Regions from separate parts of the Homo sapiens genome. Here regions 2 and 3 are each linked to region 1. A link is an interaction called in ENCODE POLR2A ChIA-PET data of the cell type or tissue named here. Cell type or tissue: GM12878. All regions are shown on one strand. Links, peaks and the distances in the headings refer to the core of each region. The heading gives the core; the rest is flanking DNA.

The links. Peaks named below come from ENCODE experiments on the same cell type or tissue, not always from the same donor. Only the 100,000 strongest peaks of a DNase experiment are listed, where the experiment ranks them.
Region 2: POLR2A ChIA-PET joins it to region 1 with 5 read pairs; 2 of 35 experiments call an interaction of 5 or more read pairs at or near these places.
Region 3: POLR2A ChIA-PET joins it to region 1 with 5 read pairs; 2 of 35 experiments call an interaction of 5 or more read pairs at or near these places.

What each region holds. Positions count from the first base shown.
Region 1 is chr4:105,212,376-105,220,672 of GRCh38, forward strand. The region is part of intron 2 of TET2 (tet methylcytosine dioxygenase 2); the gene reads left to right. The region is part of intron 2 of TET2-AS1 (TET2 antisense RNA 1); the gene reads right to left. Among named protein-coding and RNA genes, the nearest start is that of TET2, 70 kb to the left of the region's middle. In GM12878, for the core only: no CTCF peak of the experiment used is centred there; a DNase peak (open chromatin) is centred at 3,406; H3K27ac peaks cover 2,838 bases.
Region 2 is chr4:105,116,160-105,124,456 of GRCh38, forward strand. No RefSeq gene overlaps it. Among named protein-coding and RNA genes, the nearest start is that of TET2, 27 kb to the right of the region's middle. In GM12878, for the core only: no CTCF peak of the experiment used is centred there; no DNase peak of the experiment used is centred there.
Region 3 is chr4:105,286,678-105,294,974 of GRCh38, forward strand. The region is part of intron 2 of TET2-AS1 (TET2 antisense RNA 1); the gene reads right to left. It also overlaps the pseudogene RN7SL89P. Among named protein-coding and RNA genes, the nearest start is that of TET2-AS1, 62 kb to the right of the region's middle. In GM12878, for the core only: no CTCF peak of the experiment used is centred there; no DNase peak of the experiment used is centred there.

The DNA.
Region 1 (8,297 bases), core at 1,248-6,247:
CTCATGTTAGTTTCAGGTGTTGATTTGTTTTTAATGTAGTCAATAATATTTACATATAATGACTGGCAACTTAACAGAGTTATAATAGATTATTCACCTGTATTTGCCTTTATTTGTGGGTATACACACATATATACATGCCTTAAACTAGAGTAAAATCATTTATGCATACTAAATCAAATTTGAGAGTCCCAAAATTTTCAAATTGTGTATGGCTGGTCTATATTTTCTAGGACTGTCCTTTCTGGTTTAAATGAAATTAAAAATTGAATTAATGATATTAGTCTCTTTTAATTTTCTATTTTTTTCATGATTAAAAAATATTAATTTCCAGCCAGGTGCGGTAGCTCACGCCTGTAATCCCAGCACTTTGGGAGGCTGAGGCGGGTGGATCACCTGAAGTCAGGAGTTCAAAACCAGCCTGGCCAACATGGTGAAACCCTGTCTCTACTAAAAATACAAAAACTAGCCAGGCATGGTGGCACGTGCCTGTAGTCCCAGATACTTGGATGGCTGAGGCAGGAGAATCACTTGAACCCAGGAGGCGGAGGTTGCAGTGAGCTGAGATTGTGCCACTGCACTCTAGCCTGGTCGACAGAGTGAGAATCTGTCTCAGAGGAAAAAAAAAAATTAATTTTCCCCATTCCCCCACCCACCCACCAAAAGACTCCATTGGAGTTTTATTTTACAAATGCATCTGCTCATCTACTTCTTTTTAAGTGCATAAACTAGTTTTACAAGCTTGAGTTTAAATCTTAACTCCTCAATTCTTTTTCTGACATAGAAATATACAGGTGCATTATGAAATAGCTAATAGTGACTATTTTCTAGGGCTGTAACTCAATATTTATAAGCATAATGATATAACCTGCTGAAGTTTGACACGTCAGTATAGTTCTTTTGTTATTCTAAGTCATAAAGGCAGAATTTGGAAAAATTCACAGCTTTTCAAATATGCAGAAGAGGAAAAATTGAGAGGAAGCATACTAAAATTTCTTTAGCCAATTTTAATCAAATTGAGTTTGAAACTTACAGGATTATGCTTCAAAGCTTGTAATGATCGTCAAAAGTAGCCTTATTCAAAATGACACACTAATTTCTACCACATCTGTATTCTTCTCATTGTAAGATGTTACATATACCTATGCTTGACCAAATGGACTTCCTGCTATTTTAAGATATTTTTCTGTGTTTTAAGTCTTTCTACAAATTTTCTCAAGCATTTCCCTTTACCTAGGATGTTCTTCTTTCACTGCAAGTGAAGACATTCTAAAAATTCCTAAAGCACACTACCAAAAGCCCTTCATTTGGATGACCCACCTTCCTATGAGTCTCCATAGTTGCATGTCTGATGGCATTTATTTTAACTCTATGATCTGCTTCTAAATTAGATAAAAGCTCTCAGAGAGAACTATGACCAATTGTCATTCTGTTTCCCATGGCACCTAGTACAGTACTCTGCTCACAGGCTCAATAAGTAATGAGTTGAGCTACGTTTTTTTAAGGCAGAGTCTCCCTCTGTCGCCCAGGGTGGAGTACAGTGGTGCAATCTCTGCTCACTGCAACCTCTGCTGCTGGGTTCAAGTGATTCTCCTGTCTCAGACTCCCGAGTAGCTGGGACTATACCACCATGCCACCATGCCTGGCTAACTTTTAGTAGAAACAAGGTTTCACCATGTTGGCCAGGCTGGTCTCCAACTCCTGGCCTCAAGTGATCCACCTGCCTTGGCCTCATAAAGTGCTAGGACAAAAGTTTGCCATTGTCATGTTACGATATATATTGGTTTTTGTCCATGGTTTCTGGTTCATAGCTCCAATATCCCTTTTTACAGTCTTTTGTTAGAATGTGGGGTGTGTTGGACCTCGGGGCAGGCCTTAGAAAACAGAATCTCTCCTGCCTTCCTTTCACTTGTCCCCCGAGGGAGATTTTTTTTTTTTTTTTTTTTTTTGAGACAAGACTTCCCTGTGTCACCCAGGCTGGAGTGCAGTGGTGTGATCATAGCTCACCGCAGCCTCAGCCTCCTAGGTTCAAGCAATCCTCCCATCTCAGCCTCCCAAGTACCTGGGACTACAGGCACATGCCACCACACCTGGCATTTTTTTTTTTTTTTTTTTTTTTGTAGAGAGGTTTCGCCATGTTGCCCAGTCTGGCCTCCAGCTCCTGGGCTCAAGTGATCCACCCACCTTGGCTCAAACCACCACACCCAACCCTGAGGGAGATTCTAATCTTCCCCACCCTTCTGATTTTGAGTCTTAAAACCCCAGAGAAGGTCCCACCCTTTGCACTGGGGAAAGGAATGCTGATGATCATGAAGCCTCCATAAAAACTCAGGAGGATTGAGTCTGGGGAGCTTCTGGATAGCTGAACCAGTGGAGGTTCCTGGAAGGTGGCTCATCCAGGGAGGACTTAGAAGCTCCGTGCACTTTCCTTATACTTCACCCTAAGCATCTCTTCATCTGTATCCTTTGATAAACCAGCAAATATAAGTAAGTGTTTCTTGAGTTATGTGAGCTGCTTGACCAAACGTATTGAACCCAAAGAGGGTGTTGTGGGAACCCCAACTCGAAGCTGGTTGGTCAGAAGTTCTGGAGGCCTGGATTTGTGACTTGTGTCTGTGGCAGGAGCATCTTGGGAACTGAGCGTTTAATCTACGGGGTCTGACACTGTCTCCGGGAATTAAATTGGAGGACACCCAGCTAGTGTCTGCTGCTTGTTATTGGGGAGAAACCCTCACACATTTGGTCACAAGAGAGAAGTTTTCTGTTTTGAATATTGTTGTGATGTGAGAGCAGAGGAAAAATGCATTTTGGAGAGGTTTTTTCCTACACAGCCATAGGCAGTGATAAGAATATGATGCTTTTTTCCAGAAAATGCTACATGAGACCTTTTTATAAAATCTAATTTTCTTCAACTGAGTAGCATTTAAACTAAAAAGAATAGGTTATTTCAGTGTCTCTCTGTAATAACATCTTACAATCACTTGTCAGACCATGAAATAATGTTCTAGAAAATCAGTGAAAGAGCTTTTTAAACTTTGTGACATTTGACTTATATTTATTACCAAAAAGCCTGAATTATTATTCAGCACATTATAATTTTATTTAAAATTTAAATTAGAGATGAAATACTTGTAAATGTTTATAAGATTGGTAGCTGTGTGGGCTTCCAGAGTTAGAAATGCCTCTGAGAAAAGATTTAGAGTTTTGAAAGTATTTTGAAAAAAGAAACAGAAAGGAATACAACATTTTTCCCAGCACTGCTTCAATAATGCAGTCTTCAGCATCATCTCAAAGCAATAACTGCAGTACAGATGAGATCAGCCAGTTTTTTTTTCCCCCTTATCTGCAGTGATTTTACCATCTCTTCATGCTACATCTTACCACAAAGAGAACATTGAAACATGGGAAAGAGTTTGCTTTGATTTCAACCAGAATGCCAACTCATTTCTGGGGTTCTAAACCATAACCTTTTTTAGCAGAGCAGTGTAGAATTTTTATACGATACCATAAATGGTCGGCCTGAGTAACATTTTAACTGTAAGTCAATACCTTTGAAGAGACATGTCTGACAACTCAGAGTTCTATTTTCTCCATGTGTGACTAAAGTACCTTTTCTATTAAGAGATCAACCACCATTTCCTTCTACTCTTTGTTCTCCCCTTAAATAAAGTTAATTCAGCTTCAAAATATTTTATGATCTTGATTACTAACTGTGGGTCTTTAGAAGACAATGTAAAACATTTCCATGCTGTGAATATTAGAGCTAGTATACTTGGAGTTTGGCTAGTATTTCTGGGGGAGGTAGAAGAGGAGACATAGAGTACAAATGAGTATTTTTAAAGCCACGCTGACTAAAACAAAAGGAATGTTTTATACATGTTTATTTCATAGTACTTCTTTGAAACAGGTCGGGGGGAGGAGAGTTAAAATATTGCTTTGAATTTTAATCAAAGTTCTTTCATGGAATTGTTGGTGCTTCTGGTAATAACAGTTCTATAATCTTTGTGAGTTAATCTGAAATGCTCTTTTTCTTCATCGTAATTCAGTGCTTGTCTTAACTGGTGGACTTATTTTATGGTATTATGTTTATAAGATGGCAACTAAAATCAGATTTTTTATACTCCTAAAAGATGGATACGATAGAGGGGAAAGGGGGTAAGCTACAACTTTTAGGTTGTTGGTGATATTTGAAGTGTTTATTGCTTCTGATTTACATTTATATATTATATTCAAATATAAACTTTAAAAGTAATGATTTGCCACAGGTTAAAGCAGAACATTTATATGATATTTCCTAGATGTTTTCCTCTACAATCCTGTTTTTGTTCTATGAAAAATGCCATAAACTTGGATCATTCACTAATTAATTTGAAGCTGTTTTCAAACAAAAAGCTAATTCATCTTTTAGCGGATTTAGTTATAATCGTGATAACAGATGTATAGCTAAGTCTGTTGGACAAACTGTTGGTCACATCAATCTTAAATGCATCATACAGCGTGATGTGAATTTATGATATTTCCTAGGTAATGTTAAGGTTATATGGAAATTTCTTTGCAGGTAGTTAAGTCTTATTTTGAATTCAAATGTTATTTTCAATACATACGTGGAAGTGTATTTTTTGTTTGTCCTAAATGTTTAGATTTTTTGAGTTTACAATTTTTTTGTGTGTTCTTTCTTTGTTCTTGCCCCTCCCTGCATTCTCTATGAAGATACATGTCAGCACTATGCAACACTAAAATAACAATCAACCAAATTATATCCTATGAACAGACCTTTCTCTTCATTTCAAAGGCATAACTTGGATGGTCTGTTTAGCTCATGGTGAAAAAAAAAAGTTATGATTTTGTATTTGGGCAAAGTACAGGTGAAGAGCGTGAATCATTAGAACAGCAATATAACTGGAAGAAGATAGTTTAGTTTTTACAAGTTAAATTTGAAGCTAAAGCAAAACTTGCATAGGTATGTGTCCTTTGCTCTTGAAAATGAACTCAGAACTCTACATCTGAGTGGTTTTATGAATTTATACTCTCCTAGTCCACAGGTTCTCATCAGTGCCTCAAGATCTATGCACAGATTAAAATTACATAAGATATCATATACTACATCTGAATTAGGGTTTTCCAAAGTATGCTATTCCATGGAAATACTGTTTATTCAGGGTGCTCCATAAACAATGATCCTGTGTTTCATTATGTCCAGGAAATGCCACACAGCACCTTTCCAGACATCCTATCATCATATTAAAGACTTTGAGGCCATGCATTAAAGAAAGTTTTAAATTAGAAAAAAAATAAGTTTTCTTGCTTGAGCACAGAACTTTATTTTTTCTCAGGCTGGTTCTCCTTTTTTAAAATTACACGTTAATATCCCAAAGAACCAGTCCCATAGATAGATATCACATATGATAAGAATCTGTTTCAATGGTGTTGGTGTACATGTGTGTTCAGGTACCTACACATTAGGACACATCTCTAGTTTATTAATACTGCACTTATAAAGAGACATGGTAGAGACATCAAGAAGACATCATTTTAGGGTGGACACCATTGCCTAGGACCTGCTTCTTAATGTCAAAAATTCAGAAACCCAATTTTATCTCTCCCGCAGAGTTGACTCGAGTGAAGGAAATTGAGTTGTTTTAATTAAACTCACATGAGATTGATGTTTAAACAAAATTGTAAGTTTATCAATTAATAATCAAGAATTCTGATTTTTAATTTTCAAAATATTATTTATGTCCACTGTCCAGGGTACTTGCTTTAAGGGCACCCAGTGATTCTTGAAGATGAAGAGTCTTAGGAATATTTATTTTCTAGACCTCAATGAAGAAAGCTTTTTAATCATCCTGCCCCATAGAAGAATTTATGTTCCTAGTGATGTGATCATATTGGCCAATCCAGTGTTTCTTTTCCAAGGACAGTACTGATAAGGAGCACCAAATCTACCTCTTTGTCCTGAACAGATCATCTCCATCTATTCATAGTTTGGCTCAGAAGTTGGACAAGGCTGCATTTTATATCTACTTCTTCCTCATGTCGGCTATGCCATGCCGTTTCGTTCTTTTAGCTTGTTTACTTATGTGTAAAATGAGGTAAAAATTACACCCTTCAAACCGAAAGTGGTCTTCGTGATGAGTTATTTAATTGAAGCCCCAGTAGATATTTATCATTGCCAGTTTTAGAGAATCATAGCATTTTAGAACACAAGATGACCTTAGATGTAATCATGTTCATTCCCCTCGTATTATAAATTTTTAAAAATTGAGATGTGGGGTGGTTGTGACTTGCTCACAAACCCACATTTAGAACCAAAACTCAGCATTCTTGTTCTGACTGTGTCTATGTCCTGTAGGTATATGTCTTGTCTTCTCAGTTAAATAATTAAAGATTCTTAAAGATAGAGACCATATTTTATGCAACTTCTGGATCCCATAAATTATGTTTCCAGAAGAACCTTTTGTAATGAAAAAATATATATAATGTCTATATTATATATATAGTCTATTACTATTTTGATAATCTAAAACATGCTATATAATTTTAGGCGATCTTAACCTATTTATCAGAGCTTTTCAGATCAAAGAAAATTAGAGTAATCTTCATCATGTATGGGAACATTGATGTATTTTTCTGATGAACACATGGTTATATGATACTCTTTTAAAGCATCTGTATTACTCTTTCTTCTGATAGACTGGTTATTTTGTTTATGTTATGAAATAATGTTGGCAGCTTTTCATTAGAACTGATACATATTGAAATTTCTTAAATTGATAGCTCATGGATGTGCAGTTGGTTTAATGGCATCTCCATTATTAATCTTTAAGAAGATCTTCATCTTACTCTCAAAAATAACCGTAATATCCTACAAATTAACTAAAACATGATCATTGCTAGTTGTTCCAAAATAGGAAGAATAAAAATGACCAGATTGTTATGGTAACCAGTTGATTAAGACTAGATCAATAGGAAAACGAATTTATTCAAGTCTGTACAAAACTTCTCCAAAACATAGATGGCATGCCTTTTGAGGCAATGGTAGGGAACAAAATATTTTTGAGAAGGAGCAGATTTTAGGGATACAGTACAGTACATAATTGCCAAAATGCTTGTGTTACAAGGATTCCTGGTACAGAGTTTTTAAATAAAATGCTAGGTATGTCATGTTTGTTTCACATTAATATTGTAGAGTCCCCTGGGGATGTGACAATTTAGTTGACCAACTCTAATATAGTTAATTTCTACCTTTTGATAGCTTTGTGGGGTTTTGTTTGTTTGTTTTTTGTTTTGCCATTCTTGATTTTAGGGCTGAAGATATGAGACAATGTATCAAACAGTAAAGAATTATGCATTGATTAAGATCATCTTGGTGAATTAGATGTTTATTATATAACTCGACTTTAAGACTTTGTTCAGATCTCACTATCTTAATGAGATTTACCCTCATTATATAGTATTTAATAGGGCAACCACTCCCCGATACTCTTGATTCCTCGTTAGCTGCCCTATTATTTCTTTGTTTTTCCCTTAGCACTCAACATTTTCTTACCACACCACATAATTTACTTTCTTATTGTGTTTATTGTTTTTCTCCTCATTAGAATATCAGGTCCAAGAAGACAGGAGTATTTATCTCTTTTGTTCAGTGGTGTGTTACTGGTGACTACTAGAGTGCCTGACACATAGAATATGTTCAATAAATATTCGTTGCATGAAAGAATGAATACCTTGACAGATTATTTTTATAACTCTACCAGTGTCATTATATAACTACACTGAATGATTATGAGCCCTCCTAGAAATTACATAAAGTTCTTATATATTATTAGAACCCATTTGTTGGCCTTATGTAATGGTTCTATTGGAAAAATCATACCTCCGTATATAAAAATGAAAGTATTTTTTTTCTACAATTGCCCCTCATATATACTATTATAGTCTCCTTCACCCCATTCAGCCATTAATGTCTTCTTGACCAGGTAACATAATTTTTACAGCACCTTTTGGTTATTAGAACAATTTTATTTGTCTTTCAAACTCAGTCCTATTCATTTTAAAACTCCCAACTCAAGCCTGAGTCAGTGTTCTTCTCCCAGCACAAACTTAAACACTGGCTCCAACCCTTGGAGTTGAAAGTAGGGGAGCCTCACTCCTGATACCTCCCCTCCCCCTCTACCGTGAGCACCAGTGCCTAGGAGATTGGGCAGGACTGAGGAAGGATGAAAAGGAGCTCAGGGCTCCTTAAGCACCTGAACAAGACTGGAGGACTTTGGATGTTGCTATTTTTCTGCCTGGCA
Region 2 (8,297 bases), core at 1,826-6,825, 96 kb before region 1:
AAATTTTGGTTTTCTTGAAACCACTACTGAAAAGAGTTCACCTCCATAATGCCTCTTGCTATATTCCTATTATTCAAGGTCTATCTAGACTGCCCCAGAAGATTTTCAGACATTTTAGGTAATCTACACTTCTTGGTTTTTCTAGAGAAGTCAGTCGGGGAATCATGGGAATTAATCTAAACTTCTTACAGGAATTATTCTAATTTTCTAATCCAGGAAGGTGAGAATGGACCAGGAAAACTTCTTAGTAATAAGCAGAAAGAATTTGGTGCTAAGAAAGAAGTTAAGTACACAGATTGCATTCTGTTTTTATTTACCAAGCAGTCCTGAACATTTGTAATGCACAAAGCTGTATACAGGCACAGTATAGAAACAAGTTGCACCATCTTTGCTCTCAAGTAGCTTATACTTCACATGACAAAAAGATATGCATGCACAAATATATAGCAAACGAGGAAATGCATATAAAATATCGTCCTATCAAAGCATGATTTTGAATAAGCTTTAAATCCTAAAAGATTCATTCCAGCAAGTATTAATAGTATTTTGGTTCTCATTAGTTCTACCAATAACTTGGGTCTTGAACTTTCAACACTTCATTAACTGAAAGAAGAGGCTGGGGTAATCACTGTTGCAATAGCATGACTGCTATTTTTTTTTCTCTTGCAGCCACCAACTGATAGCTACAAAACTGCACTTCCTAGAGACATGTTGAGAGAGGTTCAAGGCTCAACAGAACTTACCCTTTTGCTGTCAGAGGTACAATTAGATGTTTGATGTAGCTCCCAGGTTAATTACAAAGTGAGCATTACATTAGATTAATAAATGCTGAGGTTGATGCCCTTGCAATGAGGGAAGACAGTACCGAATAATTCAGCTCACATTTTCTGGTCGGCACTTATCAATGTTAGTTATTTGGCAGGTCAGCCTGACCTGGGTTATGTCACAAAAAGCCACATGGGGCAGCTGTGGAAGCAAATCAGTGATCCTAGCTCAAGGGTTGTACAAAGCATTTTGTGCACATTTAACAAGTTCAAGTACCATTCAATACTTGATGGTACTTGAACCATCCAATACATGCTGGTTTTTCCCTGGGATTAAAAGTAAATATGTTTTTCCACTTTTTAATTGGCCAAATATTTTATTGAAACATTTAATTGAAAGTAATCTCCAAAAGTATTTCCAAGTTCCAGGAATTTGAACAGTATGCTGATAGAATAAAGGAGGCTATTACTGTAAAACTTCTTTCAGTATATATAACCTATATCCACAGTACATCAGAAAGCAACTCTGCTTGAGCATATAAAAAGTGATGTCTAAGTAGGAAAAAATTTGGCACTAGGCCAGGTGTGGTGGCTCACACCTGTAATTCCAGCACGTTGGGAGGCAGAGGCGGGTGGATCACTTGAAGTCAGGAGTTCGAGACCAGCCTGGCCAACATGGTGAAACCTCGTCTCTACGAAGATAACCCAAAAATTAACCAGGTGTGGTAGTGAGAACCTGTAATTCCAGCTACTCAGGAGGCTGAGACATGAGAATCGCTTGAACCTGGGAGGCAGAGTTTGCATTAAGCCGAGATCATGCCACTACACTCCAGCCTAGGCGACAGAGCAAGACTGTCTTTAAAATTTTTTTTTAATTGGCACTTTATTTTATTATAACAATAGAAATGACAGTACAAAAGTTCATCTTTTCTAAATAGAACAATGACTAGCATATTGTAAGGTCTTGATAAATATTCCTTGAATAAATCTTTGGCTAGCCTGAGAAAGTAGAATTCATTTGGCATTTATACCTAATATTAATTTCCTGATGATTTACACAAATATTTTAGGGTCAAGTTTTGAAACCCCAATAACCTAATTCCTTACTATTCCACAGTGTGGTCCACAGACAAGCACCAATATCACCTGGGAGCTTGTGAGATCTGCAAAATCTCAGGCCTAATTAATCAGACCTGCTGAATCAGAATTTGCACATTAAAGTTTGATAAAATCTCTTTCAAAACTGGTGAAATAAGGCCGGGCACAGTGGCTCATGCCTGTAATCCCAGCACTTTGGGAAGCCGAGGTGGGTGGATCACTTGAGATCAGGAGTTCGAGACCAGCCTGACCAACATGGTGAAACCCTGCCTCTACTAAATACAAAAAATTAGCCGGGTGTGGTGGCGGGTGCCTGTACTCCCAGCTACTCGGGAGGCTGAGGCAGGAGAATTGCTTGAACCTGGGAGGCAGAGGTTGCAGTGAGCCAAGATCGCTCCATTGCACTCCAGCCTGGGCAACAAGAGCAAAACTCTGTCTCAAAAATAAATAAATAAATAATAAAACAGGCGAAATAGTCCTAAAGTTAAGATCAAAGCCCTCTTTAAATAGAGAAACACAAGGGAAGTAGATCTTAAAATATGGTAATGGAACCAGAAAGGATGTTTGGAAAGTGCAAAATATTACTTGCATATGTGATGTGGCAGATACATACTGTCAAATGTTCATACCCAAGTAATTATTGTGACTTTGAGTGAGTTCCTCAACCTCTCTTGCAGTTATTTGTAAAAGAAAAAAGGCAAGTTCGAAAACTTCTAGTTCTAATGTGACTTTCCTCTTGTCTTCAAGTGCTTTGGGTCTTATTTCCCACAAATTAACAGAAGCATCCCTTTCACCCTACGTCATACCAGTTTGGCCACTGTGTGTGCCTCTTGTCCTAATTTTTACCTAGCCCTCACCCTACACTACTCTGCCACACACCTGAGACATATGCTATAGGCATTCTGGATATACTTTTAGCCCATTAAATGTGAAAACAGCATTTATTCTGGAAAGCTCTCTTCATTTCAGATAAATCAGAAAGACATTTACTCATATATATTATACGTATATCACCTGATTAATTGGGCAAAATAAAATGAATAACCCTTTTAATATCCCCTTTTCAACACATATTCCCTTCTGTTATACTTCTTACTATCGTTGGGGAAACAGGAGAGATGTCTTCTTTTTTCTCTGCTCTGTAAAAATTTTTAAAGAAATCTTTCATAAAGATCTCTTTTGTATTTTTTAGTTTGATATATTTGTTCTACTAACTTAATAAGGTATTTTAATGGAGATTCCATAGAAAAATAATTGCTAGCAGAGTTTTAAAGACAGTTTAAGTACTTATATCCCTAGAGTAGAGGAATATTGTATGACATGATTTAAGAAAACCATTGCTAATGAACATAGTCATCAGCAGATTTTGACTTAAGGGGCACTGAAAAATCCTCTAATCTTATCTTCTCTTCCAAAATATACTATCTGCTGGGACCTTCTATTTGCATAGTATGAAGACAAAGAACTACTAAGCCATATGGCTTCAAGATAATCCTGATGTGGTAACTTAAAAGATGTCATCAAAGTCTTGCCACACCTCTCATCAGGAGGTGAAATCTATTTCCACTCCCCTTGAATCTAGACTGGCCCTGTCACAGACTTTGACAAATAGATTGTGGCAAAAGTGATTATGGAACTTCTAAGAGTAGGCCTTCAGAGATCTATATGCTTTCTCCCTCTTGGAATGCTCTCTATTGGAAGTGAGCAACCATGCAAGAAATAACAACTACCCTGAGTCCACCATGCAGGGAGGAAGCCTGAGCTAACCTCATGGAGAGAGAGAGTGTGTGAAGGAGTACAGAAGGGCCATACCTGTGAGTAAAACTTTCTCGGAACTTCCATTTCAGCTCCACCACCAGATAAGCACAACTGAGCGAATGACACCAACCAGTGCCAAGAGAAGCAGGACTACCCAACTACACTTTGCCTAAATTCCTGATTCACAGAATTATAAGCAAATAAAATGATTGTTTAAAGCACTAAGTTTTGGGTTCATTTGTTATGCGGCAATAAAGAATCAAAACACCTGGAACCCAGTTCCCTTCTCTTTTATTACCCACATGGTCTCTCTCCTGTAGTGTCGCTGTTTTTCCTGACTAGCTTTCTCATCCTGCTGTTACACCCTTACTAGGAATTTCTCTCAGCAATATCCAGTTAAAATTCCGGAAGGGAATAGGCTGGTTGGCTTTGCTCATTGTCTCACTTTTCTTGGGCAGAACCTTTTGTACCAATCCATTTCATCAGCATTTTTATGGGTGAATCTTAGTTGACCAGGTACCGACTCTCGTCAAATTACTGTCTGACTCTACACAAGAAATATACAAAGAGCCTGGTGCTGCTTTCCTGAGCAGGACAGTTCATAGGGACATTGAGCATGGTTGGCATCTAACCTGGTTATTCTGAAGATTTCATGATTAAATCCTCAGTCCTATGAATTAACCAATTGTCCAGTGTTAAAATACAGACACCCCCTGCACACATGAAACTGCTCATCAATTGTTTAAACTTTAACATATGTAAAAGGTGTCCAGTAGGAGCTAGCTGAATCTGAGCATTAATGCTGGAAAAGGAGGAGGAGGCCTGAGATCTTTGGCTGCTTGGTAGAGTAAAGGTGGTAGAAAGAAGTCAACAAGAACTTAAAGGAAAGATCAAAGGACAGTGAAAGAACATTTTTCCTAGTTTTGCCTAGAGCAGGCTTTTGATTAAAGGTAGAGTGCTGACTCTCTAAAGATAGATATCTAAAAGGATTCTTCTAGATACATGAGAGCACAGGAAAGATTGTGCAAGGGCATAAATATGAGCATACTATAGTGATTAAGACCATGTGACATTAAAGGAAGAGGAAGATGGAAAAAAAGGTACATGAAGAATATAAACAAGAGGTTGGTGCCTAGAAAAAGAGGAAGATAGTAGAAAGTTTGGGAAGTATAGAAAGTATAAGATCCTTTAGGAGTTGTTCTTTATATACTACTATTTGCTAAACTTCAATGTTTAAAATTCAGCATTTGTAGAGCAAGCGTAGGTATACAGCTATTATTAAATTCTAATATGTAATGGTCTGTATACTTCCAGAAGCTTTCAGAGTTTTGAATTGATATTCCATTATAAATTTTTTAGGAATTCACCATTTGTAATGCACATGTCTAGTGATAATTCTTTCCCTCAGCCCCACCCCCCAGATCTTTATATGTCTGGTAATTTCTCATCATTCAGGCTTTCGTTGAAACGGAAATGCCTCAGAAAGCCTTTTGCTTTCTTAACCATCCTTGGCAAGAAGAATTCCATGATGGACCCTCCAGGTTCCTAGCCTTGATATACACACATCTCTCAGTTATTCAGTAAAACACACTAATGTAGCTATTGCTGTAAAGGAAGTATGGAGATGAAATCAAGGTCCCAAATCTATTGACCTTTAAATAAAGAGATTAACCGGGTGGAACTGACCAAGTCATATGAGCCCTTTAAAATAAATTTTCTCAACCACAGTGAGATACGACCTCATAGCTGTTACAACGGCTATATCAAAGAGACAAGAGAGGCTGGGCATGGTGGCTCACGCCTATAATCCCTGCACTTTGGGAGGCAGAGGAGGGTGGGTTACTTGAGGTCAGGTGTTTGAGACCAGCCTGGCCAACAGGCTGAAAGCCCGTCTCTACTAAAAATACAAAAATTAACCTGGCATGGTGGAGGGCATCTGTAATCCCAGCAACTCAGCTGAGGCAGAATAATTGCTTAAACCCAAGAGATGGATGTTGCAGTGAGCCAAAACCACACCACAGCCCTTCAGCCTGGGCAACAGAGTGAGACTCCATCTTAAAAAAAAAAAAAACAAGAGATAACAAGTTCAGCTAATTTAATGTATAGCATGCCAATTATAATTAATAACAATGTAACATACACTTGGAAATTGCTAAAAGAGTCGATTTCAATGTCCTCACCCCAAACAAATAATATGTGAGGTAGTAGATATGTTAATTAGCTTGATTTTGTCATTTCACAATGTGTACATATATCAAAATATATTGTACACCATAAATATATACAATTTTTATTTATTCATTTAAAAATAAGTAAAAATAAAAATGGGGCTTATACTTTAAGAAATTGATTTTGGCCAGGCACAGTGGCTCACGCCTGTAATCCCAGCACTTTGGGAGGCCGAGGTGGGTGGATCACCTGAGGTCTGGAGTTCGAGACCAGCTTAGCCAACATGGTGAAACCCCATCTCTGATGAAAATATAAAAAATGAGCTGGGTGTGGTGGAAGGCTCCTATAATCCCAGCTACCTGAGAGGCTGAGGCAGGAGAATCACTTGAAGCGGGGTGGTGGAGGTTGCAGTGAGTCGAGATCGCATCATTGCACGCCAGCCTGGGCAACAGGAGCAAAACTCTGCTCAAAAAAAGAAAAAAGAAAAAAGAAAAAAAAAAACTTGATTTTATCTGGCTGTTTGAAGAAGTCAGAGATGTGAAGTTTGTGACGGTTATCACATGCCATTGCTGACAAAGATGGAGGAATTCAAGGAATGTGGCAGGCTACTGGAGCCCAGGGTAGCCCTTGGCTAACAGCCAGCAAGGAGCAAGGATCTCAGTCCTACAACTACAAGGAACTGGATTCTGCCAGTAACAGCAATGAGCTTGGAAGCAGAGTTTTTATTTCAGCCTTGTGAGACCCTGAGCAGAGAACCCAGCAATACCATGCCAGACTTCTGATCTACAAAGCAGTATATAATAAATGAGTGTTTTTTAAATGGCTGAGTTCATGATAATTTGTTACATAGCAACAGAAAACTAATTTACCATCCTAATCTAAAATAAGACCCCATAATCACACTCCAGTCATTATTATACATTAGTTTGTTTTTCTTTCTTCAAAAATATATATAATAATTTATGTATTATATATAAAACATAAAATTAATATTTATTTGCTTGCTTGCTTGCTAAATATCTCTTCCCTAATATTATATTAGACAATAAGCTTAGTGAGGGAACGTAAAAGGTACCCAATCAATATTTACTTAAAAAAAGATAAATGCCTACATTTAAACAAATATTTTTCAAAAAAAGGTTAATCAAATCTCAGAGATACCATCCCCCCCAAAAAATTTTTTAAATATGTCTTCTAGGCCAGGCGCAGTGGCTCACACCTGTAATCCCAGCACTTGGGGAGGCTGAGGTGGAAGGACTGCCTGAGTCCAGGAGTTCAAGACCAACCTAGGCAACATGTTGAGACTCCATCTCATAAAATAAATTTGTTTTTTAAAGTGTCTTCTGGCCGGGCGCGGTGGCTTACGCCTGTAATCCCAGCACTTTGGGAGGCCGAGGCGGGCGGATCACGAGGTCAGGAGATCGAGACCATCCTGGCTAACAAGGTGAAACCCCGTCTCTACTAAAAATACAAAAAATTAGCCGGGCGTAGTGGCGGGCGCCTGTAGTCCCAGCTACTTGGGAGGCTGAGGCAGGAGAACGGCGTGAACCCGGGAGGCGGAGCTTGCAGTGAGCCGAGATCGCGCCACTGCACTCCAGCCTGGGCGACAGAGCGAGACTCCGTCTCAAAAAAAAAAAAAAAAAAAAAAAAAAAAAGAAAAAAATAAAGTGTCTTCTACTTGTCAGGCCTGCTATAGTTGTCCCTTAAAGACCTACATATACTTCCATAATATATGAATTTCAATTTATACTCGGAGCTTAGCAAAATGGAGCACACATAAAAGTTAAAAGTTACAATTGGAAAGGACTCAGCTGATTATGTATTCCACCCTCAATGCTGTTTAAAAATATATATATATATATGAGTCTTCATGTAATATGGAATGTCCTGACAAGTTTCCTAACAAATTATTTCACAGACCAACAACAGAAATCACCAAGAAAAATGTCCACTTACTTAGGGTAAATCTGTCTAGGTTTAGTGTTCTTTATTAACATCTCTGTTGTTCTCTCCTGGGTTACTCACCCTCCTTCTCCAACCTTTTCTGTGCTCCAGAAGCTGGCCTGTAATTAACTATATCAACAGACTCCCACATCCTCTACTTTCTAGTAGATTTAGTCTAGTCCTGTCCAGGAGAAATTGTGTGATATGGTATGATATTATGTGATATGGTATGATATTATGTGATATGGTATGATATTATGTGATATGGTATGATATTATGTGATATGGTATGATATTATGTGATATGGAATGATATATGTATAAATAGTTTTTTAATTTTAATAATTTTCTAAAAATTTAAATTTTCTAATAGTTATGATTTAAATTAAAAAGCAGGTAAAAATAATATGTGTATATCAATATATTACATATATTGATATATACATATTTAATATGTGTTAATGTTTAATAATAATGTATATCAAATATATATGTCCATACTATTGATACCATTTTTATTTAACATAAAATTATTAAGGTGATATTTTACATTCTTTTTTCATA
Region 3 (8,297 bases), core at 1,232-6,231, 74 kb after region 1:
AAGACATATGCACACGTATGTTTATTGCAGCACTATTTACAATAGCAAAGACTTGGAATCAACCCAAATGCCCATCAGTGATAGACTGGATAAAGAAAATGTGGCACATATCCACCATGTAATACTATGCAGCCATGAAAAAGGATGAGTTCATGTCCTTTGTAGGGACATGGATGAAGCTGGAAACCATCATTCTCAGCAAACTAACACAGGAACAGAAAACCAAACACCACCTGCTCTCACTCATAAGTGAGAGCTGAACAATGAGAACACATGGACACAGGGAGGGGAACATCACACACTGGGGCCAGTCAGGGGGCGGGGTGAGGAAGAGCATTGAGACAAATGCCTAATGCATGTGGGGCTTAATATCTAGGTGACGGGTTGATGCGTGTGGCAGACCACTGTGGCACATGGGTACCTATGTGGCAAACCTGCATGTTCTGCACATGTATCACAGAAATTAAAGTAAAATAAAAATTTAAAAAAGAAAAAACTGTTCTTGACTTAATCTGTTTTATCTGATGTAAGTATAGCTACTCCTGCTTTCAGTTTCATTTTGCACAGAATAACTTTCTATCCCTTTGCTTTTTATCTATATGTCTTTATAGGTGAATTTTTTGTAAGAAGCATATAGTTGGATCATGGTTTTTAAAAAATCCATTCAGCCATTCTACAACATTTAAGTGGACAATTTAATCTATTTATATTAAAGATTATTATTGATATGGGAAGTATTGTTCCTATCATATTGCTAATTATTTTCTGGTTGTTTTGTATATTTTTCATTCCTGTCTTTTTCTCTTATTGTTATTGTGATCCTGGTGGATTTCTGTAGTGGTACCATTTGAGTCCTTTCTCTTCCTCCTTTGTGTGATTTCTTTACCAGTAGGTTTTACACTTTCATGTGTTTATATGATGGTAAATGTCCTTTTGCTCTTAGGTTTAGGACTCCCTTAAGCATTTTTTGTAGAACTATTCTAGTGGTAAAATATTCCTCAGCATTTGCCTGTCTGGAAAAACTTTATAAAAGATATTTTGCTAGGTATAGTATTGTCTGGCAGGTTGTTTTTTTTTTTCTTTCAGCACTTTGAATATATCGTCCCATTCTCTTCTGGCCTGAAAGGTTTTTATTGAGAAATTCACTGTTACTCTGATGGGATTTCTTTTATAAGTGACTAGGCACTTTTCCCTTGCTGCTTTTAGAACTTGCTGTTTATCTTTGACTTTAGTCTGGCTGTAATGTATTGTAGAGACCTTTTTGCCTTGTTCAGTCCAGGGATTACTGAGCCTCCTGTATCTGAATATCTAAATCTCTTGCTAGATCCAGCAGGTTTTCATATATTATCTTGTTAAATAAAGATAATATATGAAACAATAAACACAAACTATAAATATGTTTTCTAATATTTTGTTCCTTTTCCCTTGGGGATACCAATAATTTAAATATTTGACCACTTTTTTCCAAAATGTAACTAAGGCTTTGCTCATTCTTTCCTATTTTTTCTTCATTATTGTCTGGCTAGATTGTTTCAAAAGACCTGTCTTCAAGTCTTAGAATTTTCTTCTTCTGACTAGTCTAGTCTATTGTTGAAGCTTTCAAATGTATTTTCTATTTCCTTTAATGAATTCTTCTAGAATTTTTTTTTTTTTTTTGAGGGTGAGTGGGGATGCAGAGACAGTCTTGCTCTGTCACCCAAGCTGGAGTGTAGTGGCATGATATTGGCTCACTGAAACCCTGCCTCTCAGGTTCAAGAGATTCTCCTGCCTCAGCCTCCCAAACAGCTGGCACCACAGGTATACGCCACCATGCCCGGCTAATTTTTGTAGTTTTTGTAGAGACAGGGTTTCACCATTTGGCCAAGCTGGTCTTGAACTCCTGGCCTCAAGTGATCCATCCGTCTCAGCCTTCCAAAGTGCTGGATTACAGGCATGAGCCACTGCACCCTGCCACTTCTAGAATTTCTATTGGGTTCTTTTTTCAAATATCTTTTTGAAAAGTTGTTCATATTCTGAATTGTTTTTCTAATTTCCTTGTATTATTTGTCAGAATGCTCTCATATCTCACTGATCTGCTTTAAAATCAATATTTTGAATTCTTTATCTGGAATTTCAAATATTTCCTTTAGATGAAGATCTTTTGCTGGAGAATTACTGTGTTCTTCTGGGGATGTTGTATTTTCTTGCTTTGTGTCTGTGTCCTTGCATTAATATCTGTGCATCTGGTTTAATAGTCACTTCTTCCTATTTTTAAATTTACTTTCATATGGGAGAATTTTTCCTGAAGATGTATCTATGATGTTGGTTGAGTAAGGCACTTCAACTTTGATTCTGGGTACATGCAGTAGGTAGTCTCCATATGATTTCTTTAGCTGTAAACAGTGTTATTGGTTTCTGCGATTTCCGCAATTGGTTAGGGTGTAGTTATTAGTGGAGGATACAGTGAAGTTGTACTGGGGACTAAGATGCCAGGTAGGCCAGTCTTAAGGCCCCAGTGGTGACAGTGGTGGGCTGAGCATGCCTATCTTTGCGCTTCAAGATGATGTACCCGAGAACCTATGTTGGTTGTTACTGGTGGCCTGATTCTTGGGCCTCAAGGTGGCTTGCTCAGATGCCAGTAGTGGCAGGGGTAGAGGGGTTCTCAGGCTCCTAGATAGCTGCTGTGGCATGGGCAATAGCAGTAGCCATGGCAAGATGATTTCTCTGGGTCCTAATCTGTGTGCATTGATATTGGCAGTAGCTGTGATGGGCTGGGCGGGCCTGTCTCCAGGTCCACAGTTGGTGCTTGCAGGTATATACCAGCTGAGGAGGTACAGGCTGTGAGTTAAGGCCCAACCTCAGGCCTGTAGGAGTGCTGAGTTACATGAGGTGGTGGATTGGTTGGGCAATCCCCACATCCCCAGGCTATGTGCTCTATCTTGGATGGGGGGAGGGCAAAATGAGCTGGGCAGGCTTGTGCTCCGGTTCCCTAATGGTGACAGCAGCAACCAGCCATGATGGGCATGGGTGGACAATCCCCAGGCCTCAGGTGGAGTGTTCTGCTTGGTAAAGAGACAGTAGCAGCTGCACTGAGGACTTGCCTGGGTGGTCATAGTCTGGGCCAATGGGTGAGAAACATGCAACCCCCACTCATACCCCAGTCTTAGTGGGGCTGGCCCCTCCAGCAGTGAAAGCCTATGCCTAGCTTACACCTTCTTGGTCGTAAGAGCAAGTCCCAAAGGCAACTCACACCCTGTTCATATCCTAATCTCCATCCTGGGGTTGCCCACTTCCTGGCAGCAGCAGCTGCAGTGCACACCTTGCTCACTTCCTACGCCAGGTGAGAAGGCACTCCCAGCTCACTCCCAAGTTGCATCAGCAACAGCCCGAGTTTCTGTAATGCCTCAGTCCTGGCACCACTGGGTCCTAAGGATAGTGTGTAGTCTGCTACAGGCTAGATTTGGAAATGGTTCCTTTTCATAACTGCTTAGGTCTCAGAAAAGGTATGGGGCTCACTGCAAGATCCCTTCTTGGAGCAGTTTCATTCCGTGACATCCCTGCAGCTCCCTGTTAGTTTCAGGGGTTGGGAGGGTCAAGGTGTTCTCCAACAGCCCAGATTCCACAGTTTTACAGTAGGGATGTGGAAGTCTCTCACTCACCCTTTCCCCGAGTTGGTAAGTCACTCCAGCTCCCAGTTGATCTGGGCCAGGCAGGCTTCTAATCAATTCTTAATTCACACAAAAATGAGAATTCTATTTAGTGAAATAGTAGTTATATAAAGTTACTTGACCTCCTATCTCACTTCCCCAAAAAGAATGAATTCTGATAATTCATGAAATTAAGGACTTATAGGCATATTCACTGAGCACTTGCTTTTATTACTTGCAAAAAAAATAGTAATGTCAATAGAAATTTGAGTGTTGTTGCTTGAAAACTGACTTGCCTGTGGTGCTCTCACATCCTTCTCTCATTGGGAGGCTCTTTATTTTGGTTTTAAGGAATGAAATGAAGCACAGAAAACAGTACACAGTTGATGCTCCACATATGTGGATTCAATCAACCATTGGGAATATTCGGGAAAAAAAATGAATGGTTGCATCTGTGCAGAATATGTAAAGACTTTTTTGTTATTTCCTAAATGATACTTTATAACAACTATATACATGGCATTCCTCTTATATTAGGTATTAGAAGTAGTCTAGAGACGATCTAAAGTATATGGGAGGGTGTGCGTAGGTTATATACAAATACTAAGCCATTTTATATGAAGGACTTGAACATCCCTGTATTTTTGGTATCTTTGGGGGATCAAGGAACCTCACGGATACACAAGGGACAACTGTAGCAGAAGTTACCTGGCTTTGGATTCAGACTTGAAGTTTTTTCAGTTGTGTACATTGAGCCTCATTTGAAAAAAAAATCTGTATAATATGCACCCATCATAGGGTTATGGTGAAGATTAAATACGAATGTAAAGCTTTAAGTGTGAAGTAGCAATAAATGTTTTTTTCTATTAATACAAAATTTTTTTTCATCTCTCTTCCTCCCCTTTCTTCACATTAGGAGGTTTCTTCTACTGAGCACATCATAGAGCTCTGCTGGCTGAGCCCTATAGCCCTTTCTCCCTTCTTCCCATAAGCAAGATCTCCGATTCCTCCTCTGACAAAACAGGTTTACATAGCAGCAAAAGAACACTTGATCATGAAGCATAACTAGGACTCCCAAATTAGAGAGAAGATAGTCACAAAGCAAGGAAATAATTCCCTGTCTATAATCTCATAATGCCTTAAATTGCTCTTAGATGAGGTTACTGTCCCCCAGTGACTGTGGAAACTCTAGTAGTTGGAGAGACATCACAAGTTTCTAACTTACCAAATACATATCAAACACTAATAAAAAGCCCAAACAATTTAAGAGCTAGCAGCAGAAAAAAAAAATCAAAGAGAAAAAAGTGAGGAAATGACAATATTTGTATTTTCATTTCATAAATTTAATGTTTATAATATCTGTGCCTGAAACAGATATATTATTTATTTATATTGTTTATTTATATAAACAGAATAAAGTATTTTTAAGGCAGAGTATGTTAAAAGGGACAGGACTAGAAGACAGGATATGCTTTTTTCCCCTACTGAACTGGGAAAGTGAAAGATCTAAACCAAGAGTTAAATGTTGGTCAAATCTATTAAATCGGCAAATAAAGCATTTTTAAATTAAAAAAAAAAATAAAGGTAAAAGGAGAATTTGGCTGAATTTGGCAGAAGAGACCTGGCTAAAACTCCTGTCAATTAAGTTTCAATTTCCTCATGAGGCAAATAAACACAGTCCTTCCTGACTTTCTCCTGAGACCCACATCTATAATACAGAGGCTAGGAGGCCAGGTCCATGCCTCTTTCCTCCTAGGCTCCGAGTTCCTGAGTTAGCCTGTTGTGATGAAAGAACAAGACCTAAAGGAGTCTGCAAACACACAGTTTATGACAGCAAAGAGGCCCTGGCAAACTGTTCTATCACGTGGTGCACATGGATAGAAGACAGCTGTCTCTAAGTTAATACCAGCCTCACTTTTCCCCATTCTTCACCTAAATGCATATTCAATTAAAAATTTCTTAAAAGAGTCTCACGTGACAGAGACAAATAGAGTGGTGATTAATAAAGCATAAGCATGGTTGACTGAGGGACCTGGGTCCAGACAGGGTTTCATCAACTACAAACTTGTTATTTATTAGCAAATTAGTAAACTTCTCTATGAGTTTGTCAGTAAAATGAGGATTATAACACCTACACCTCAGGAAACTTGAGAGAATTAAGTGAGATCACTCGTGTATGTCAGTCCTTGGTATAGTTTCTGTCATTATGTGTTCCAAAAATGATAGTTATTGGAGTTTAATTTTCTATAAATCTGAGTTTCACTTGGCATTGATTAATTTCAAAGTAAAATGTTTTTATAAAGTTTGAAAATGTAACAAAGTTCAACTATACCCATTCAATAATATGGATGAATCTAATAAATATTTAGCAAAAGAAGCCATACACAAGAGTACATAGTGTATTATTTAGTGCGTATGAAGTTCAAAATAGACAAAGCAAATCCATGTATTTTGAAAATCAGGGTAGCTACACTTTAGAGAAGATGGGGGTTGGTAGTGGGTAGTGACCGGCAGAGGGCTTGAGACAGAGGAATTTCTGATTTTAAAGTGCTGATAATATTCTTTTTCTGTATCTGGAAGCTGGTTACATGAGTGTATGCACTTGATGAAGGCTCACTGACCTTTATACTTATGATTGGTACTCTTTTCTGATATAGGTTAGACTTCATTATAAAGTTCACTAAATAAAGTTTTAAAAAGATAACAAAGTCATCACTTTTCCTACTATGGACAACTAGCTCCTCCCATTCATTCATGTTACAAATACTTATTAACTGCCTACTCTGTATGTTCCAGGCACAATTCTAGATGCATGAGGCACATCAGCAAATAAGAATCCTCCATTTGGACTGTTGTGGGGTGGGGGGAGGGGGGAGGGTTAGCATTAGGAGATATACCTAATGCTAAATGACAAGTTAATGGGTGCAGCACACCAGCATGGCACATGTATACATATATAACTAACCTGCACATTGTGCACATATACCCTAAAACTTAAAGTATAATAATAATTTTTAAAAAAACTAGAAAAAAAAATACAGCCTCCCCCCTCCAAAAAAAAAAAAAAAAAAAAAAAAGAATCCTCCATTTTCAGGAAGGGAAAAAAGAGGAAGAAAAAACCTGGCTAAAACTCCTGTTAATTAAGTTTCAATTTCCTCATGAGGCAAATGAAGATGATAAATATCCTGTCTACTTTTCAGAGTATACTTATGTATTCTAAAACCTATCAGAAAAAGAAAAATCTTCTCCCCCAAGATCTCATAAACAACACACATTGATCTTGTGAGTAGTACCCTCAATGATTTCCTCATTGAGAGAATGAGGAAATGAGATTGAGAGAAAAGTATTTTTCTCACTGAGGCTCAGGCCTGTAGCCTCAGCTACTGGGGAGGCTGAGGAAGGAGGATTGCTTGAGTCCAGTTGTGGGCTGTAGTGCACTAGGCTGATCAGGTATTTGCACTAATTTGGCATCAATATGGTGACCTCTCATGAGCAGGGGACAATCAGGTTGCCTAAGGAGTGGTAAACTAGCCCAGGCCAGAACTGTAGCAGTTCAAAACTCCTGTGCTGATTAGCAGGGGGATGGAGTCCATGGGTAATCACTGTACTCCAGCTGGGGCAACAGAGAAAGACCCTACCCTGTCTTTTCTTTTTTTTTTTTAAGATATTTTTCTCAACTCTAAATATAGCCCTCCAAGCCTTCTTTACTTTGCCTTCTAGTGGGAGTTTCTAGTTACTGTTAGTTTCAAAATCCAGAAATTTGGAATAGTACCTAAGAGCAATTTCAGTGGAGAGATCATTCAGAAATATCAATTTCCATCAGTATCCCCCAAACTACTCATAAACTCCCCCAAAATGTCATAAAACCTCCAGCATGGCATCCAGGAGCAGAAAAAGAAAGTCATAAAATCTGAGTTTAGGAGTACTGTCAACAAAATTGCAGACTAGGAAGCTCCAAGTCTTCACTTCCCCATGGAAACACTTTTAAAAAAAGAAAAAAAAAAAAAAACAGAAAAAAAAAGAAGAAACTGCTGGCTAAATTAACCCTACAGAAGCTCTGGAAAAATAATCACAGGTCTATAGCAATCAAGCAAATGCAAAAATCAAGAAAAAGCTGTATTCAAAATGATAAAAAAAAAATCATGCGCTGTTTTTATTTACCTTTGCCCTACCACCTCTCTGGCAAGGCAGTCTTGGTCTGGAAGAGGAAGCTTCCCAGTTTCCAGTTCCTTCCCATAAACTAGAGGGGCAGAGAAGACCTTATTTGCAAAGTTCTAACCTGTCTGGGGGCTACCTGAAGGTCTAGTCTGTTTTGCCTAACTTACATCTCAAATAAACAGAAGCAGTGGGTGCCGCTTATGAAAGCTACAGAGAGACTAAGACCAGCAGATGCCTGGAGCAAAAGGTTATGGGTAGAGACCTACAATAGGCCATGTAAGGTCCTAAGAAGCTAAAGGTGAGACTTTGGAAATGTAAAATATTCAAGAACCACCTTGTATATGGGGAAAATTGAGAAAGTCACACAAAGGCTCAGAATAGACCCATATGCAGAAAAGACTGGAGAAGAATTTGTTTTCCATTCAGGCTGGTCCCAAGGCCTAGAGAACACCCAGCTAATAAAAGAAGGACTACCCCTGCTCAGAGACAGTCCATAAAGACTGGGAGACATGG